2 separate regions of the Homo sapiens genome follow, and region 1 is linked to region 2. Evidence: chromatin loops called from intact Hi-C (ENCODE). Cell type or tissue: CD14-positive monocyte. All regions are shown on one strand. Region 1 holds the start of WBP1 (WW domain binding protein 1). Region 2 holds the start of DQX1 (DEAQ-box RNA dependent ATPase 1).

Region 1 (2,500 bases), 68 kb before region 2:
CTCGCCTCTCCATCTTCCTCCATTTTCAGACAGCACCCCGTCTCTGTCTCTCCCTAGCGAGCTCTGCTCCAGAAGGCGCGGAGTCAACCTTCCCCTATGCTGCCGCTGCCTGTAGCTGAGGGCTGCCCACCTCCCGCCCTCACAGAGGAGATGCTGCTGAAGCGCGAGGAGCGGGCGCGGAAGCGGCGGCTCCAGGCGGCGCGGCGGGCAGAAGAGCACAAGAACCAGACTATCGAGCGCCTCACCAAGACTGCGGCGACCAGTGGGCGGGGAGGCCGGGGGGGCGCACGGGGCGAGCGGCGGGGAGGGCGGGCTGCGGCTCCGGCCCCCATGGTGCGCTACTGCAGCGGAGCACAGGGTTCCACCCTTTCCTTCCCACCTGGCGTCCCCGCCCCCACGGCAGTGTCTCAGCGGCCATCCCCCTCAGGCCCGCCGCCGCGCTGCTCTGTCCCCGGCTGTCCCCATCCGCGCCGCTACGCTTGCTCCCGCACAGGCCAGGCACTCTGTAGTCTTCAGTGCTACCGCATCAACCTGCAGATGCGGCTGGGGGGGCCCGAGGGTCCTGGATCCCCCCTTTTGGCTACGTAAGGCCCTTAACCCGGACTCTGCGCCCCGTCCCATGCCCGCTCTTGAGTATCTTCCCCACCCTATTAAATTACATCCGGTGCTTCGGCTTGTACAGAACTGGGGGAGTGGGATGTTGTGGGCAGACCAGTCTCCGGTATACACGTATTTTGCCCCTGTCGGAGCTTGCGTCGATGCCTGGGGCTTGGAAACCACCGCAAAAAACCAGGCTGCAAACCAGCGGACCGACTTTTGGGACTCCGCCTCTTCCAGCCGGGATTACCTGGCGTGCTTCGGCCTTTGGCGTCATTCCGAAAACATACCGCAAGCCAATCAGCGGCAACCTTGCTCTTCGGGGCGGCTGTTCGTTGGTTGATATGCCAGAGCCTGTTCTGTTGTCTGTATTGGCTATTGCCGCTGTCAGTCAGGGCCGTGGGTCGAACCTTCACCTACTCTTTGTCTGTACAAGCTCTTGTTGTCTGGGTGAGCGGCGGAGGCGCTGCTGTGGATTGGTCACAGGGAGAAACCTCTGATCTGTTCCTATTGGCCCGTCCGTCAAGGGACGATGATGATTGGTAGGGCAGAGCAATCTGAGTCCTAGTTGGTGGAGTTCTGCCCGGATGGAAGCTCCGGCCGCGGAGTGATGGTGGCCTCAGCGAAGATGGGCCGGGCAGGGACCATGGCGGTGGCAGCAGAGGTGGCAGGGGCGGGGCGGCTGGCGGTAGAGGAGGCTGTGGTCCTCAGGGGGCTGTAGGTGGAGGTATGGCTCGGGCCAGCAGCGGGAACGGCAGCGAGGAGGCCTGGGGGGCACTTCGGGCGCCGCAACAGCAGGTATCCCAATAGCTCCAAAACCTATCACGACAGCCATTTGTCTCTTTCCCCTTTCCTTGTCCCTTCCTTTTGGGGGTGGGGGAGGAACTCACGGAGCCAAAGGTACTGTGAAGTTCCTAAACATGTCTCTTCCACTCTTTGTCTAAACTTTGTAACGTAGATGCAGCTGACTTTGCCTGTAGCCTCATAGAACCCATCCCATGGCTGCAGTGGAAGCTTGCGGTGGCTCTCCAGTGACCAGAGGCATAGTGAGGTCCCAGGGAGGCTCCCTCTGTCTTGCAACAGTTATTTGTGATCTTTTTCTATGTGCCTATTGTCACAACAGAGTCCGGCAGCGTCTTCTCTTGAGGGAGCAATTTGGAGAAGAGCTGGAACCCAGACTCGCGCCCTGGATGCCATCCTTTATCATCCACAGCAATCCCATCTGGTTGGGAGCACTGCTCTGGGTCTCACACTGCCCCTCCTCTATCCTAGGGAGCCTGAGGCCCAGGGGTGGAAAGATCCAGTTGCGGGTGGGGGGTAGTGAACCGCGCAGGATAATGAAAGCAACTTGCTTTGGAAATGACCTACCGCTACCCGTTGTCTGAGACTGAGATTATCTCAGACTGTCTTCTGGCTTCTGCCAAAACACTCCCTTAACAGAAAGCACCGAGGGGATGGGGGTAGGGGGGTTGGGGAGAGTGAGGCTTGAGTGTGAAGGAAGTCTCATATATGCAGAGCTGAAATCTCCCTCTTTGTATGTCCACACTTTTGTCTTGTTCTCTAGACTGATTCTTGCTATTCCAAATCCTCTTCCACGTTGACAGCCCTTCAGATATTTCAACACTCCTCTCAGCATCCTCCACTTCCCCCATCTCTCCAAGCTGAACTTGGTTCACAGGGTGGGATTGTGTATGTGCATGCAGGAGGTGGGGGTGGACAGTGCCCTGGGCTGGAATCCCCCTTAGTTCTAAGTGCCTCCTTGCCCGCAGCTTCGAGAGCTGTGCCCAGGAGTGAACAACCAGCCCTACCTCTGTGAGAGTGGTCACTGCTGCGGGGAGACTGGCTGCTGCACCTACTACTATGAGCTCTGGTGTAAGTCTCCAAGAGGGCTATTTCCAGGTCC
Region 2 (2,500 bases):
CCCCGTGCAGTCCTCCTGGGGGATGCTGTATCCAACCTCATGACCCAGGGTCAGGTCCATCTCATCAGCAACCCGCAGAGCCAGGCTCCGGGCTGCAAGAGGGTAGGGCTGAGTAACAGTAACCTGTCCTTTCTGGAACCCTCTGGCCAGCGCAAACTCTGCACACCACTGAGGGATCTGGGATAGAAGTAGGGAAGGAGAGCCAGTGAGGAAGATGTAGGACTTCAGTCAGAAGTGCTCAGGGAACTATGGCCACTTTAATCTTTCCTTATTTGGGGAGTCCCCTGGTCTTTCACCAGCCTCCAGGGCCAACCTAACCCATCCCATCTCTCTTCGTTCACCTTCCTCATGACCCCACGCAGCCCAGTCCCCCCTTGCCCAGGGAAAGGCCACTTTCCCTTTGTCCTCCCTTTGTCCTCCCTTTGTCCACTCCCAGAATCTGCCTGCCCCCACAACCCCCACCACACCTGGGTGCTCTTGCCAGAACCAGGCTCCCCAGACACCAGCACCACTCCAGTGGGGTTACTCTCCAACTGCTCCAAGAAGGTAAAGCGAGCAGCCCAGATGGGCAAGGCTTGGCGCTGCTTCAGCAGCTCATAGTAGCGGGAAGAGAAGGGAAGCCCATCAAAGGGGTTCACAGCCAGTTCAGACTCCCCAGGACTTGGGCCATACTCTTCTGCTAGCCTGAGAGGCTGAGAGGTCATGGTGGCTCTCTGGCAGGACCTGCAGAAGGCAGAGCAGCCAGTAAGGTCATATTTGGTGACCGACACCATCTTCCCACCTCAGCCCTGATCCTTAACCTCTACCTTCAGTTGATCATGCTCTGGGGCCCACCCTTCCCAGCATTTCCTGCCAGGAAACAGTGCTAGGTATTTTGATAAAGGGCTACTGAGAGTTAGTCGACAGTCCCTATAGTCAGGTAGTAGAAATCTACCTGAGACTATTACCCCGTTGGCAGGTAGTAGAAATCTTACTTAGGCAGGGGTCCTCAAGGGCAGTAGAAATTATGTGAGACCTAGTAACCTGTGGGAAAGTCCTGAAGGGAAAAGGATAAAGAATATAGGGGGTGGGGAGAGGAACAGCAGAGTCACAGGGATCCTGGATTCAAACCTGCTTGCAGCTCTAGGACGTGTCAGGACGGCAGTCAGCTCCAGACCCACGTAGTCACCACCAACCCTGACCGTGTGAAGTACAAAGGTAAATTCCGGCTCTACCTCAGGGATGGGCTCAAACTTCAAATCCTGAAGCCTGCTTTTGGGGTGGGGCTATTTGCTCCACCTTATTTAACCTAGTCAGGAACCTATGGAAAACAGGCTCCAGCTACCACACTGAGCATGTGTGAACTCTATAGATGATGTGTAGTGTGCTTGTGAAAGGCATGCTGGGACTTGTAGTTTTGCAGCAGCTTCCTCCAAAACCTGGGCTGATCACCCAAGCTGGGTCTTCAGTTCAGTTACACTTCCTTAATTTATCACTCATCACTTGGCATGAGGAGGTGATTTTAGACAGTTGCAGTCTGACTACCCCCTTCAAATGTACGAGAAGACTCTCACCCCCATCCCCCGCAGCCAAGGAATAAGGAACCCACTCACAGGGCTTTTGAGACCGAGAGAGACAACAGATGCCTTGAATGAAAACCATGAATTTAATGTGACATTGGGGGAGCCTCATCCTTCCCTTTTTACCACCCACCCATCCAGCCTGTTGTGAGTTGGGTGAGGGCTGCCCCCAGTCTCCGTCCTGCGGCTCTGGGTGCCATCCTGTTCCTTTGAGCTCAGTCAGCCTCCTGGGCTCGTCTCTCTGTGAATCTCCTGTGGGACATAGGGAGAGATATTATTCAGGCTTTGCCGTAGTAGCTCCATAATTCCATTCTCCAATTTGCCACATCCTATTAATTGTCCTCTAACCCCCTCACCTTCTTGCGTATTCATATAGTGCTTGCTTGCGCTCCTGCAGGCTCTCCTGCCGGGCCCAGGAAGACTTGGCAAATGTTAGGGCTGTTGGCTGAGGGGTCACCGGGCCAGAGCTGGGAAACTGAGGTGATCACAATGTCAGAGGGCTTGCGGAGTCATCATCATTAAACACGCATCGAATGCCTACTTTGCAAGAGAGGCACTATGCTAGGGTCTCAGGATCAAAAAAGAAAGGTCAGGGATAAGGGAGTACATAGCCTGCCCCCAACTCACCCCAACACTTGGATCTGACCATTTCCTGGGTCTCACCTTGGAGGCAGAGGCTGTGGGTAGGGACTGAGTTCCCTTGGTGATGTCTTCAGGCATGAAAGCTACGGCCCCCTCAAGCAGATTAGTGATAGTCAAGTCTACACAGCCAGTCTTGGCTGGGGAGAAAAGAGAAGGGAGTCCACTCCCTACTTACTTTCTTCCTTCACAACCCACTTTTCCTCCCTGTGCCCATCTCCCAGTGTGGGGCCACCCTTTCCCATACCCAGGTCTCTCTGGATGACACCCAATGGCACATGGGGCAAAACTTCCTTGACTCT

Evidence for each region. Hi-C counts contacts between places; a loop is a spot of excess contacts. Peaks named below come from ENCODE experiments on the same cell type or tissue, not always from the same donor. Only the 100,000 strongest peaks of a DNase experiment are listed, where the experiment ranks them.
Region 1: it touches region 2 in a loop (2.9-fold over the local background); 24 of 110 quality-filtered maps call a loop at or near these places.

What each region holds. Positions count from the first base shown.
Region 1 is chr2:74,457,277-74,459,776 of GRCh38, forward strand. It overlaps INO80B (INO80 complex subunit B), which reads left to right. Exons shown (of 5, transcript NM_031288.4): 5 at 58-668. The coding sequence ends at 588. WBP1 (WW domain binding protein 1) reads left to right here and starts at 1,162. Exons shown (of 4, transcript NM_012477.4): 1 at 1,162-1,395; 2 at 2,367-2,469. The coding sequence starts at 1,327. INO80B-WBP1 (INO80B-WBP1 readthrough (NMD candidate)) reads left to right here. Exons shown (of 8, transcript NR_037849.1): 5 at 58-584; 6 at 2,367-2,469. RefSeq lists enhancers at 1-34, 533-1,039, 665-814, 1,040-1,547, 1,485-1,594 and a silencer at 175-414. In CD14-positive monocyte, no CTCF peak of the experiment used is centred here; DNase peaks (open chromatin) are centred at 135 and 1,005; H3K4me3 peaks cover 2,346 bases; H3K27ac peaks cover 1,902 bases.
Region 2 is chr2:74,525,026-74,527,525 of GRCh38, forward strand. It overlaps DQX1 (DEAQ-box RNA dependent ATPase 1), which reads right to left and starts at 1,206. Exons shown (of 12, transcript NM_133637.3): 1 at 1,111-1,206; 2 at 468-723; 3 at 1-177. The coding sequence starts at 704. AUP1 (AUP1 lipid droplet regulating VLDL assembly factor) reads right to left here. Exons shown (of 12, transcript NM_181575.5): 9 at 2,446-2,500; 10 at 2,223-2,338; 11 at 1,916-2,034; 12 at 1,627-1,811. The coding sequence ends at 1,775. RefSeq lists an enhancer at 1,304-1,473. In CD14-positive monocyte, no CTCF peak of the experiment used is centred here; a DNase peak (open chromatin) is centred at 1,426; H3K27ac peaks cover 1,118 bases.